Linked DNA regions of Homo sapiens: region 2 is linked to region 1. The links are chromatin contacts, found by Hi-C in ENCODE. All regions are on one chromosome and are shown on one strand. Each heading gives the region's core, a stretch centred on a gene start or an enhancer-like site at or near the end of the contact. The rest is flanking DNA. Distances are from core to core; before and after follow the strand shown. Region 1 has its middle 210 kb from the start of NPIPB11. Region 2 has its middle 170 kb from the start of LAT.

Region 1 (6,419 bases), core at 2,042-4,541:
GACCCTAACACTCTGTCCCCCAACGTGAATGTTCGTCCTGTCCTCCTCCCCACATCCTTCCAGATGGCGTCCTCCCTACCACACACGAGGAGGCCCCCCTCCTGCCCTTTCAGATTCTAATTCTTATTTTTTGTAGAGGCGGGGTCTCACGATGTTGTCCAGGCTGGTCTCAAACTCCTAGGCTCAAGCGATCCTCACGCCTTGGCTTCCGAAAGCTCTGGGATTACAGGCACAGCCACCACAAAGCCCAGCCTCAGAGTCTTATTTTTCTACTTAGCTGTCAGCTCCCAGTTTGCTCTGCAGAAGGCCTCCCGTGGTGCCATTTGCTAATCCTCAAAGCCCAGCCCTCGTCCCAGTGCTTGCCAAACGGCAGGTGTGCAATACAAATGATTAAAGAAGCCGGTGGATGAATGGACAGATAAACAAACTGTTCTGGAGAGGAGATGGGGACAAAATGACTTATCTAAGCCCCATTCTTTGGCAAGAGAAAAGGGACTATTAAAAAGAAAGAAGTTACCTGGACCCCTCTGGAACCTGCACAAGGTCACAATCACACACCAGCAACCCCACACAAGATCACAATCACACATGAGCGACCCGACACAAGGTCACAATCACTCATGAGCCAGCCCAGGCCCACAGCGGGCAGGTGACAGGGAGGCCACGGAATTCCCAGCTCAAGGCCGTTGTCAGCCTAGAAAATATGTGGGGAAAAAAACCAGTTCACTTTGCCTGGATTCCAGCATCTTTCCCAACAGCCTGGCTCTGCTCAGCCTAAAATCAGTAGATCATGAGCCAGCCCAGGCCCACAGCGGGCAGGTGACAGGGAGGCCATGAAATTCCCAGCTCAAGGCCGTTGTCAGCCTAGAAAATATGTGGGGAAAAAAACCAGTTCACTTTGCCTGGATTCCAGCATCTTTCCCAACAGCCTGGCTCTGCTCAGCCTAAAATCAGTAGAAAATGTTCGGCCAAGTTCAGTACCCCTCAGACACCCACACTCTGAGTTTCAGACCAAACTTCAGTCTTTTGAAGTTGAGGTTCTGTTAACACTTGGCTCAAAACCAGAGAGATGGTAAGAGGCTTATAAAGAAGATTTGAAAGGCTACCCCGGTGCCAATTAGCTCTTACAAAACTGTGTTTTGATGAACGAAGTGTAAGTGAATAAGGGACACATGGCTCACGTCTCCCTGGAAACGCACATGGGGTTCATCGCGAAGCGGGTGGAGGGGGACCCGCCCGCCAAACTGCATGACAGGTCGTGCCAGATTCCAAATGTTTGGCGGGGGGGCAGTGTTCAAGACGCCTGGCTGACATCAAAACACTGCTGGATTCTTCCTTCCTCGAAGCCAACATTATTCTCATTAAAACCTAATCAGATCATCCGCTGTAAGGAGTGGTCTGTCCTGGGGAGCGGTGCAGAGAATCCCTCTGTTACACAACAGCTGCTCTTCCGGCAACCAGGGGAGGGGGCTTGGTGGCCACACCCACCCCCCATTTGCAGCTCTGCCCGGGATGGGCGCCCCCATGACCAGAGAGATGAGGAAACGCAGCAGAGTGGCTCCTGAGATGGAATCAGGACTTCCTCCGGGGCTGGGTCTCTGGGTCCTGCCCCCAACCTTGGAAACCTCCCTACCACATTCCTAACCAGGGCCAGGGCAGGAGGTGGCAACTTGCAGGCGTCCAGTGCAGGAGGGAAATCTAATGTGTTGCTCAGCTGGCTGGGGGCAGTGGCGGTCAAGCAGCAGCCTGGACACTGCAGTGCAGGTGCCAGGTGGACGTGGTCGGTGTCAGCAACCAGCTGCCGGAGTCAAGGAGATTCTTCTTGCAATGCAGGGACCCGTCTGGTCAATGGCAGGCCTGAAGAACAAACCTGCAAGCTGGGCATGGTGGCTCACGCCTGTAATCCCAGCACTTTGAGAGGCCGAGGCGGGAGGATCACCTGAGGTCAGGAGTTCAAGACCATTCTGGCCAACATGGTGAAACCCCATCTCTACTAAAAATACAAAAATTAGCCGGGCATGGTGGCGGGTGCTTGTAATCCCAGCTACTTGGGAGGCTGAGGCAGGAGAATCGCTTGAACCCGGGAGGCGGAGGTTACAGTGAGCCAAGATCACACCACTGCACTCCAGCCTGGAGGACAGATGGGATTTCCCTCTCAAAAAAAAAAAAAGAATAAGCCTGCAGTTTTCCAGAGAAGAGGGAATTGCACCGGAAGACCACAGCATGGATTCTGCCCGAGAGTCCTGCCTGCCAGCACCCGCACACCGTGAGCTCGCCAGCCCCTACAGTTGCAAGAGAAAACTCCTAAAAATCACACACATAGAAATGATTTTACAGATATAATGCTATCTGTTATCAATGTGGTGGATTTAGATATAACATTTTTATATATTTACATATTTTATATACATTTATATGTAGCGTGTGTGTGTGTGTGTGTGTGTGTGTGTGTGTTTATGATTCTGAATCTCTGGAGGGCCCTGATCCATGGAGTAGGAAAGGCATATCGGTTCTGAAACCCAGCCCTTGAAAAACGCCTCACCCAGTGGTGCTATCGATGGGCGGTTTCCAATGCTGACTCTGGCTTATATGAAGTTCTGGGACTAAAAAAACTATTTTTGATGAAACAGTCAGGACAATGGTTGCCTCAAGGGGTGGAGGAGGGACACGGATGGCTGGGAAGAGCGGGGAAGGAACTTCCTGGGGTTTCCATGTCTTGATCAGGGAGGGTGCTGAGGGGCGCTCACATTTGCCAAAACAGCGAACCGTACATCTAAGACTTGTGCATTTCACCGCATGGAAATTTCACTTAAAACGTAAACAACGATTGCACTCTAGCTAATGAAATTGAGCTAAAACCATTTAGAGTGAATCATGCTTGCGTCCACAGTTGTTTTCTGAAATGGATCCAAAAATAACATGGATGGAGGGAGGGAAAGAGGGAGGGAGGGAGGAATGGAGATTTGATCAAAGTGAGTGTAGTTCACTGTTAATGGAATTTAGGTGGTGGGTGTGTGGGTGTTGACTGCAAAATTATTTCAACTTTACTGTATGTTTGAACTTCTTCACAAGAAAATGCTGGAAAAGAGAATGAACGCAGGCTCTGGGCCAGCCTGTCTGTCATGAATCTCACTCCACACGCAGTGACCGTGGGACAAGGGTCGGCCTCCTCACTGGCGTGGGCCTCAGTGGCCCCTGGGTGCGTGACAATAGTGCCCGCTTCTGGGGTTGTGCAAGGTTTTAAAAGTTTAAAAACACCACTCAGCCTTAAAAGGGAAGGAGATTCTGACACACCCCATGTGGATGAGTCTCGAGGGCTTTGTGCTGACTGAAATAAGCCAGGCACCAAAAGACAAATGCCGCAGGATCCCACTTACGCGAGGTTCCTGGAGGCATCAGACTCAGAGGCAGAAAGGAGGCGGCGGGGCCGGGCTGGGGCAGGGAAAGCGGGGAGTCGGGGTGTAGTGGGGACACAGTTTCAGTTTGGAATCAAATAAGTTCTGGAGATGGATGCTGGTGAGGGTTGCACAGCATAAAGAAAGTACTGAGTCCCACCAAACTGTACCTTAAAAGTGGTTAAGATAGTACGTCTTATGTTATGTTACCACGATTTAAAAATTGGAAAAAAGTTGGCGTGCTGAAGCCCTGGCCTGCAGAGAGGGGCGAGCAGTCCCCAGAGATTCTCGCCAGCTGCTTCACGTCCGAGAATCCAGGAGCCCAGAGGCTGAGCAAGGCCTCAGACAGCAGAGCCCTGCATTCCCAGTTTCTGGGAGTTGAGCCCAAGTGAGCCCTCCTGAAATGGTGCCTAGGAGAGAGCAGCAGACCCCGCAGCAATGTCCTCCCTCAATGGCCTTTCACAGCCATCGGGGACACCAGGTTGAAGGCACAGGGACTGGGAGGCACCAGAGAAGCCTCAGCTACCCAGGGTGGTGTGAGCTGGGCATTGGGAGCCAGGGCAGGCAGCACGTGCTTCTCCATGGGGAGGTGACAGGCAGCCTTTTGGGGAGATGACTCCAGTGAAATGCACATGATGCCAGACAGGCCCTGCTGGGTGCCCTGAGCCCACACACAGGAGCCCTGCTGCCTCTACCTTCGGGCTGAGGCCACTCTGGTTTGAGCACAACTGAAAGCCACGAAGGGGATGAAAGGCACACTCGCCCACAATGGCCCTCCCCTCCCTCAGGATCATCGGCATGGCGGGGCACACCACCTGCAGGGGGATAAAAGACACACGAGCCCACGATGGCCCTGCCTTCCCTCGGCACCATAGCATGGCGGGGCACACCACCTGCCGCCTGGCCCTGAGCCGATCTGGAAAGCACGCTCAGTGTAGACTGTGATCCAACCCCACGGGAAGTGTCCCGTGCTGGTCCTGCCTCCAATGGACTCATGCACTCTTCAGTCACAGGGGATACTGCAGACCCACCACCCAGAAACCCAAGGCCCAGCTGCTTCCCTGTGAAGATTTAAGGGCTTTATTCTGACCTCATCCTGCTTTCTCACCACTGCCCTGATGGCCAGGCCCTGTGATCCCCACTGGCAGAGCCATAAAGCACTGTGAAATCATCTGGCCAGTGAAGGCATTGTGCTGTCATGAACCAGAATCCACACCAAACACAGAAAGGGAAAAAACTCAGAGTATCAACAGTGCCCTCATCAACAACGAGGTTCAGGCAACATACCCACCCCATCTGTCCATCCACCCACACATTCATCTGCCCATCCAAACATCCATCTACTCATTCATGCATCTGGCCACCCATCTATCCATCCATCCACGCATCCATTCATCCACTTACCTACCTATCCATCCACCCATCCATCTGTACATCTACCATTCCTGCATCCGTCCACCCATCCATTCGTCCACTTACCCATTTATACATCCACCCATCCATCTGTATATCTATCATCCCTGCATCCATCCACCCATCCATTCATCCATCTACCCATCGACATATCTGCCCACCTATCTACCCAACTATTCATCCACTTATCCCACCCATCCACTCACCCACCCATCCATTCATCCATCCACCCACTCATCCATCCATCCATTCATCTATGTACCCATCCATTCATCCATCTACCCATCCATCTACCCAACTATTCACCCACTTACCCCGTTCATCCACCCACCCACCAACCCATCCATTCATCCATCCACCCACTTATCCATTCATCCATCCATCCATTCATCCATCTACCCATCCACATATCCACCCACCCATCTACCCAACCATTCATCCACTTACCCCGCTCATCCAGCCACCCACCCAGCCATTCATCCATCCACCCACTCATCCATCCATCCATCCCTCCATTCATCTACCCATCCATTCATCCACTTACCTACCTATCCATCCACTCATCCGTCTGTACCTCTACCATCCCTGCATCCAGCCACCCATCCACTCATCAACTTACCCACCCTTTCATGCATCTATCCACCCATCCATTCATCCACTTACCCATCCTCTCATGCATCTATCCACCCATCCATTCACTCACCCATCCATCATACATCCACCCACCCATTCACTCACGCATCCGTCATACATCCACCCACCCATTCATCCATCTACCCACCCATATATCTGCCCACCCATCTACCCAACTATTCATCCATCCCCATCCATCCATCCGTCCATCCATCCATCCATCCATCTACCAATCCACATATCTGCCCATCCATCTACCCTACTATTCATCCACTTACCCACTCATCTGCCCACTTACCAATCCATCCATCCATCCATCCATCCTTCTCTGTCCATCCTTCTATCTATCTATCCATCCATCCATCTACCCATCCACACAACTGCCCACCTATCTACCCATCTATTCATCCACTTATGCCACTCATACATCCACCCACCCACCCAGTCATGCATCCATCAACCCATCCATCCTTCTATCTATCTATCCAGCCATCCAGCCATCTACCCATCCACACAACTGCCCACCTATCTACCCATTTATTCATCCACTTATGCCACTCATACATCCACCCACCCACCCAGTCATGCATCCATCAACCCATCCATCCTTCTATCTATCCATCCATCCATCTACCCATCCACACAACTGCCCACCTATCTACCCATCTATTCATCCACTTATGCCACTCATACATCCACCCACCCACCCAGTCATGCATCCATCAACCCATCCATCCATCCATCTACCCACCCACACATCCATTCATCCAGCCACCCATCAATCCACACATCCGTCTACCCATTCATCCACCCACCCATCCATCCAACACCTACTCCCTCCCTCCCCCACCATCCATCCAACTTTAAAGGGCCTTGTGTTGCTGTACTCTTGCTACATGCTGAGTTTACAAAGTTCTAATACCCAGCTTAAAGTAGGCACTAAGTATTTTTTGGATAGCTGAATTGAGTGAATAATTA
Region 2 (6,419 bases), core at 2,155-4,654, 43 kb after region 1:
GGGAATGCAATCAGAGTGGCTGCCATGGCTGTAGTGAGTGACGGGATGTGATCCGAGTGACTGCTGTGGCCGTAGTGGGTGACGGGATGTGATCCGAGTGACTGCTGTGGCCGTAGTGGGTGATGGAGTGTGATCCGAGTGGCCACCGTGGCCACACCAAGTGACAGAGTGTGATCCAAGGGGCCATCGTGGCCATAGCAAGTGATGGGGTGTGATCAGAGTGGCTGCTGTGGCTGTAGCAAGTGACAGGTTGCGATCACAGTGGCTGCCGTGGCCCTATTGAGTGACGGGATGCAATCCGAGTGGTCGCCGCCGTGGCCATACCGAGTGACGGGGTGTGATCTGAGTGGCCACTGTGGCCACAGTGAGTGACGGAGTGTGATCCGAGTGGCCGCCGTGGCCGTAGCGAGTGACGGAGTGTCTACACTGTTTATTTGGCTTCTGTGGAAGTTTGGCAAAAGGGAGAGGAATCACTTTGATGAGAGGACAGGGATGTACCATCTCTGTACGCGTTACCACGAGCCTCTGTTCTAGTGGCCAGTGAGTAAAAAAGAAGCATATTTTGACAAATAAATTCCTAATCATAAACAGTAAACTTCAGCAAACCCAGGACCTAGTGGGCGAGTATTTGCACAGTTACATGAGAACTCTGCAGTGCGGCCTGCAACCGCCTGGCCAATTTAGGATTAGGAAGGCAGGGATTAAAAGTTACTGAACAACAGACAAAATGATATATGATTCCTTAGGTCATTGGAATAAATTATAGATAAGCTTAAATATGTATGGAATTTTGCCTACTCAACTCTCACAGCGGCCCAGGGCCGGATTTCAGCCTGTGAGCCGGGGTTGTGACGTGACAGCCAGACTTCAAGGGCCCATCTGGCCAAGGCTGAGCTCTCTTCAAGGTCAGTTTTGTTTCTTTGCGAACAATTCTTTTTGGAAGTTCACTGAGCCAGCCCCTCCGATGGCCAGAATCGATACTGAAATGTTCGGCTCATGACACGGCGCTGGCGACAGCGGCTTAGTTTCTCTCTTTAACTCTCTGAGTATGTTTTTATGTTTGGTTGGTTTTTGTTTCGAGTTTTAATAATAGGGTGAACTCCTCGGAGGGTTTGGACAAGGACCAAAGTCAGTGTAAGGAGAGCACCAAGTACAGCGCCCCCACCCCCCCGACCCCCACCAACCCCACCGTTCATGGTACACAGCCGGTGCCAACTGCAGCGCCCCCCCCAACCCCCCACCCCACCATGCATGGTACATAGCGGGTGCCTCATGCAGTGCCCCCTCCCGACCCCCCCATCCCACCATGCATGGTGCACAGCGGGTACCTCATGCAGCGCCCACCACCCCCCCACCCCACTGTGCACGGTACATAGCGGGTGCCTCGTGCCACCCCAGTGAAGGAGAGGGTGCAAAACACCCCACACTGATGGTGAGGTCTTTCTAGAACCTCACCCAACGCCTGCGGCCAAGAAAGTTTGCATGGCTGAGAACCAAGAAACCACACGGCCTCCCACCCTCGGGTGAGGTCAGGCGGCTCCAGTGGACGCAGCCAGCCGGGGCTCACGCCTGGATTCTAATTGCCCTCGACACGGGCGTCTCCTCCAGGATTCATACGAGACGCCGTCGACAAGCTCTGTCCTCCGAGTTCCATTTTCCAGCCAGTGTTCCCAGGGCTCAGGCCTTCCACCGCGCTGGGAGCTGCCACGTGTCCTGACGTGTCCCAGCGCAGTGAGGCCCGCCCGGGAGCCGCGGTGACCCAGGCGTTCTGGTGGGTCTGGAGGCTCCGTGGACAGGGCGGCTCCGTCCCTGGTTGAGGGCTCTCGCCTCCCTGCTGCGGCCGTGGAGCTCACGCTGCGGGTCCAGCATCCGGCCGCCTGCAACCGCCCAGTCCAGGTGACCGTGACAGTAACACCGCCGACGTCCTCCAGCTGCCTGTGTTCTCCCAGGTGGGGCGCGCCATCTCCGCTGTTTCCCAGCCCTCTGGCTAATGCGTCCCGCCGGCCCGATGACATCACTCCGGGAAATGAGCACCAAGCTCCGATAGAGGAATCAGTTTATCATCTGCCATTTCTGTAACACACACATGCAGCAGAAGGCGGGGGCCTGGGCCTCCTGCACGGACCCCAGAGAAAGCAAGTGTCACGAGGCTCTGCTGAGGCAGGCAGTGGCTCCCCTGGGCCCAGGGCTGCCCCTGAAGATTGCTCTCCTCCTCAGCAACCACGGGGCAGTTCTGCACTCCCTGGAAGCAGGGAAGCTGGAGAATGGCTCAGGGGCGATGCCTCCCCCTCCACAGGACACGTTCACCCACCCTGGCCCAGCACACTCTCCCCGGTGCAGCCTCCACCCTCCCAGGCGGACTTGGGGGCCTCTTGGTTGTGTGTGGTTCCCCATCCCATTCTCCTCAGAAGAGAGTGCTCTCCTCACAGCGCGCACGGCGGCAGCAGACAGACCCAACACCAGGACCCCACGGGCCGGGACTCCACAGACGGCTCTCGCTTTGCAAATGTGGTCTGACTGAACCATCCTGTCCCAAACAGTGGGCAGGACAAAAACCAGATGTCCCCATCTCTTCCCTAACCCCACTCCCTACGACACGCTCCCAGTTAACCAAGACCAGGCTTCAGGGAGCTGGGCAAAACCTTATCAGTCAGCCGTTGACTTCCCAGAGGAGAACCAGGAGAGGCAGCCACCTGGGAACAGCCCAGTCCCACACATCCAGAGCTGGGCCGGCCAGCATCCACCCAAACGGCTGGACCCGGTGGGGGACAGTTTCCCGCACCTGTGTCTCCACCCCACCCTCTGTGTAAAACACATCCAGGCTGCCGGCCCCGTGACCCAGGAGCAGGTGTTGTTCATCAGTGCACGTGGAGCGAGGCATTCTGATGAAAACTTTGGTATTTGGTTGCTTTGAGCAATTGGCTTGGAAGGAAAATTGGTGACCAAGAAGAATGCTGAGTTGCTCCCAGCCGTGCAAGGTTATTCTCATCAGGGTCACTTAATAATGAAAAACACCCAGCACAGATGGGCCCCGAAGGTGCACCACAGGCTGCGGATGGCCAGGCTTCTGCACTGAGGCATGTGGCTTTAAGGAAGAGTGCGGAGATGAAGCGAGGGAGGGAGATAAACCTGTAGGAGACCATGAAATAGTGAATTTCAGACCCGGTTCTCAGGGGGCCCAGAGCTAACCGTGAGACCGCCTCGGCTGATACAAAGAAGCCTCTAGAAGACATTTCTTCACTTACTTTCTTTTCAAGCTCACAACTCCTCAAGGACAGGACAAACGTTATTTTCATTCCACAGATGGCAAAACAAGCCCAAGAGTTACGAGTTGTCAGGGAAACTTGCAAAAGACTTTGAAACGAGCAAAAACAAACAGTGACTCAGTTCCTGCCTAGGCCCTGCCTCTCATTGTCTTGGGGCTATTTTGCAACTTTGTAAATCCTAGAAAAGTGAGAGCAGTGGAAACACAAGTGAACTGCATCTCCGTGGAATGCAGCCGAGGACCACCTGGGGATAAAGCATCTCCACATCTATTTGTAAACTCATCTCAGCATTCCCTATTGCTTATCCGTGTGGTTCTCTGAATTCTCTCCCAAATGCCGGAAACATCTTACTGGTGCCTGCATTAGTTAATGAGTTAAATAAAGTCTTTGACATGTATGTATTCTGTATTTTTGAGTCAGAATTGTATCTTCTTTTAAAAGCAGTCCTTTGACACCAGGGCCCCTCTGCTAAGGAAGCCATAGAGTCGGGAATCTGAGCCTGGATCAGCACACTCTGAAGGGAAGAAAAGAGGAAGATGAGACTCCAGGAGCACCCGGGGCGTGCCTGACCCCTGCGCGCCATCACCCTCCCTCTGCAGAGGTGGAGGTGACAGGTGAGCTGACACAGAAAGCAGAGAGTCAGCCCAAATGGTAGATGTTGCTCCCATGGTTCTCTGGGACCACGGCGGGCAGGACCAGGTCGAGCAGCTGAGACTCTTGTGCTTCCTTTGCTGACACCGGCCCCATCCAAAGGGCTCCCGTCCTCAGGGTGGGGCTGTGGAGAGCCCGTGAAGAAACTCAAAAGGCTCCACCAAAACACTGCGAAGAATTCTAAAAAGAACTTAGAAGAAATGTACAGTCTTTAAAAGCTGCGAGGCAAGATTTCAATGAAAAGATAGGAGCCGGGTGCGGTGGTTCATGCCTGGGTAATCCCAGCACTTTGGGAGGCTGAGACGGGCAGATCACCTGAGGTCAGGAGTTTGAGAGCAGCCTGGCCAACATGGCAAAACCCCGTCTCTACTAAAAATACAAAAATTAGCCAGGTGTGGTGGTGGGAGCCTGTAGTCCCAGCTACTGGGGAGGCTGAGTCAGGGGAATGGTGTGAATCTGGGAGGCGGAGGTTGCAGTGAGCTGAGATTGCGCCACTGCACTCCAACCTGGGCGACAGAGCGAGACTCCGTCTCAAAAAAACAAAGAAGTAAAATCACAGTATGGCGCCTCCCCTCGTGCTCCTCCTCCTGCTCTGCTGATGGGCGCTGTGTGCGGAGCCTCCCTTTGCCATAGCTGCCTCTGACGATACGGCGGCCTCCCACCTTCACACAGCTTCCCTCACAGTCACTCCGACAGGTCCACCTCCCAGGTCACTCGCACACGACCGGGGCTCCAAGAAGCTGGGTCCCAGCAACAGTGCAGCAGCATCAAGCCCAGGAAAAGCCCCTCTTCCACGGTCCCTGAAGACACGTGGCACTTCCACAGTCCATGAAGACACGTGGCACTTCCACAGTCCATGAAGACACGTGGCACTTCCACAGTCCGTGAAGACACGTGGCACTTTCCACGGTCCGTGAAGACACGTGGCACCTCCACGGTCCCCGAAGGCACGTGGCACCTCCACGGTCCCTGAAGGCACATGGCACCTCCACGGTCGGTGAAGGCATGTGGCACTTCCACGGTCCATGAAGACACGTGGCACTTCCACAGGTATAAACTGGCCTGAGCCTCAGAGGCCCAGCCCTCCCCAGGGTCTTCTAGGCAGTCAGTGGCTGAGTATTCAGAGACCTGAATCATCTCTCCAAGTAAAAAAAGATCAAAGGGACAAAACAGGAATTTGCGGTGATTTTGTCTTCATTTTTTTCTTTTTGTAAAAAAACTTTTATTTTTGAAATAATTATAGATGCACAGGAAATTGCAGAGAAAGGCAGAGAGAGCCACACGCATCTGTCCTGGCTCTCACGCATCCCCAGCCCTCACATGCCCCCGGCTCTCACACGTCCCCGGCTCTCACATGACCCCAGCTCTCACGTGTCCCCGGCCCTCACACACCCCCAGCTCTCACACATCCCCGGCCCTCACATGCCCCCAGTTCTCACACGTCCCCAGCTCTCACATATCCCCGGCCCTCACGCATCCCTGACTCTCACTCCCACCCAGCCACACCCTTCAGAGCATCAGGCGTGCCAACACAGCAGCACGCCAAGCCATCAGCCTGGCATGACCCACAGGGCCCGTTCAGACTCTCGTAGCTCTGCATGCCCTGGTGTGTGTGTGTGTGTGTGCGCGCGCGTGCACTCACTTCAGGCAAGGCCATTTTATCACACGTGTAGATTCGTGTAACTGCCACCACCACCAAAGCACTAACTGTTCCCCTCATCACAGGCTGCCTCCAGCTGCCCCCCTGCGGCCCCTACTCCCCCCACCCACCATCCCCAGCCCTGGCAAACCACCAACCTGTTCTCGGTCTCTGGTTTGATGATGCCAGTTCCATAAACAGCGTCATGGCATGTACAGGCTTTTTGAGGTCAGCTTTTCCCACTCGGCAGAATTCTCTGGAGATGGTCCAAGTTGCTGTGTGCAGCTGGTCTGTTTGTTTTCATGGCTGAGTAGCGTTCCGCGGTGCGGCCGTTCGTGTGTCCACTGAAGGACGCTCGGGTTGTCTCTACGTTCTGCCTGTTACAAATGCAGCTGCACAGTTTTTGGCATGAAGATACGTCTTCATTTCTTTGGAATAAACACCCCAAGAGTGTCATTGTGGGGTTGTACATTAGTCGGGTGTTTACTTTTGGGTGAAACTGTCAAGCTGGTGTTTAGAGTGGCCATGCCATTTGCATTCCTGCCAGCAATGGAGGTCCAGGCCCTGTGCCTACACCACGATATCGCCGGTTCTGGAGGTCCAGGACCTGTGTCTACCCCACGACATCGCTGGTTCTGGAGGTCCAGGCCCTGTGTCTACACTGGGGCATCGCTGGTTCTGGAGGTCCAGGCCCTGTGTCTACACCGCGGCATCACCGGTTCTGTGCTGGCCGTCCTGATGGGGGTGTGGCGATCTCTGCCTGTGGTCTCAGTGCATTTCCCGACGGCTGCTGGCAAGGAGCACCTGCCACGCCCTGATTGGCTGTCTGCATCCTCTTCAGGGAAGAGCCCCCCCACGTCTTG

Evidence for each region. A loop is a pair of places that touch in the nucleus more often than their neighbours do. Pooled maps may share reads with other maps.
Region 2: a map of IMR-90 shows a loop between it and region 1 (5-fold over the local background). The contact joins two enhancer-like sites. A Hi-C loop is called at or near these places in 3 of 168 maps with a recorded cell type or tissue (IMR-90, chondrocyte and ovary) and 2 of 50 pooled maps.

The regions. Positions count from the first base shown.
Region 1 is chr16:29,196,708-29,203,126 of GRCh38, reverse strand. No RefSeq gene overlaps it. Among named protein-coding and RNA genes, the nearest start is that of NPIPB11, 210 kb to the left of the region's middle. RefSeq lists a silencer at 225-519 and an enhancer at 4,164-4,664. Within about 2 kb of position 3,291, at least 11 of the 41 ENCODE cell types and tissues checked have a DNase peak (open chromatin) inside an H3K27ac peak, as active enhancers do; they include IMR-90, where a contact is called at or near this core.
Region 2 is chr16:29,154,181-29,160,599 of GRCh38, reverse strand. No RefSeq gene overlaps it. Among named protein-coding and RNA genes, the nearest start is that of LAT, 170 kb to the right of the region's middle. RefSeq lists a silencer at 3,718-4,012 and an enhancer at 4,336-5,535. Within about 2 kb of position 3,404, at least 15 of the 41 ENCODE cell types and tissues checked have a DNase peak (open chromatin) inside an H3K27ac peak, as active enhancers do; they include IMR-90, where a contact is called at or near this core.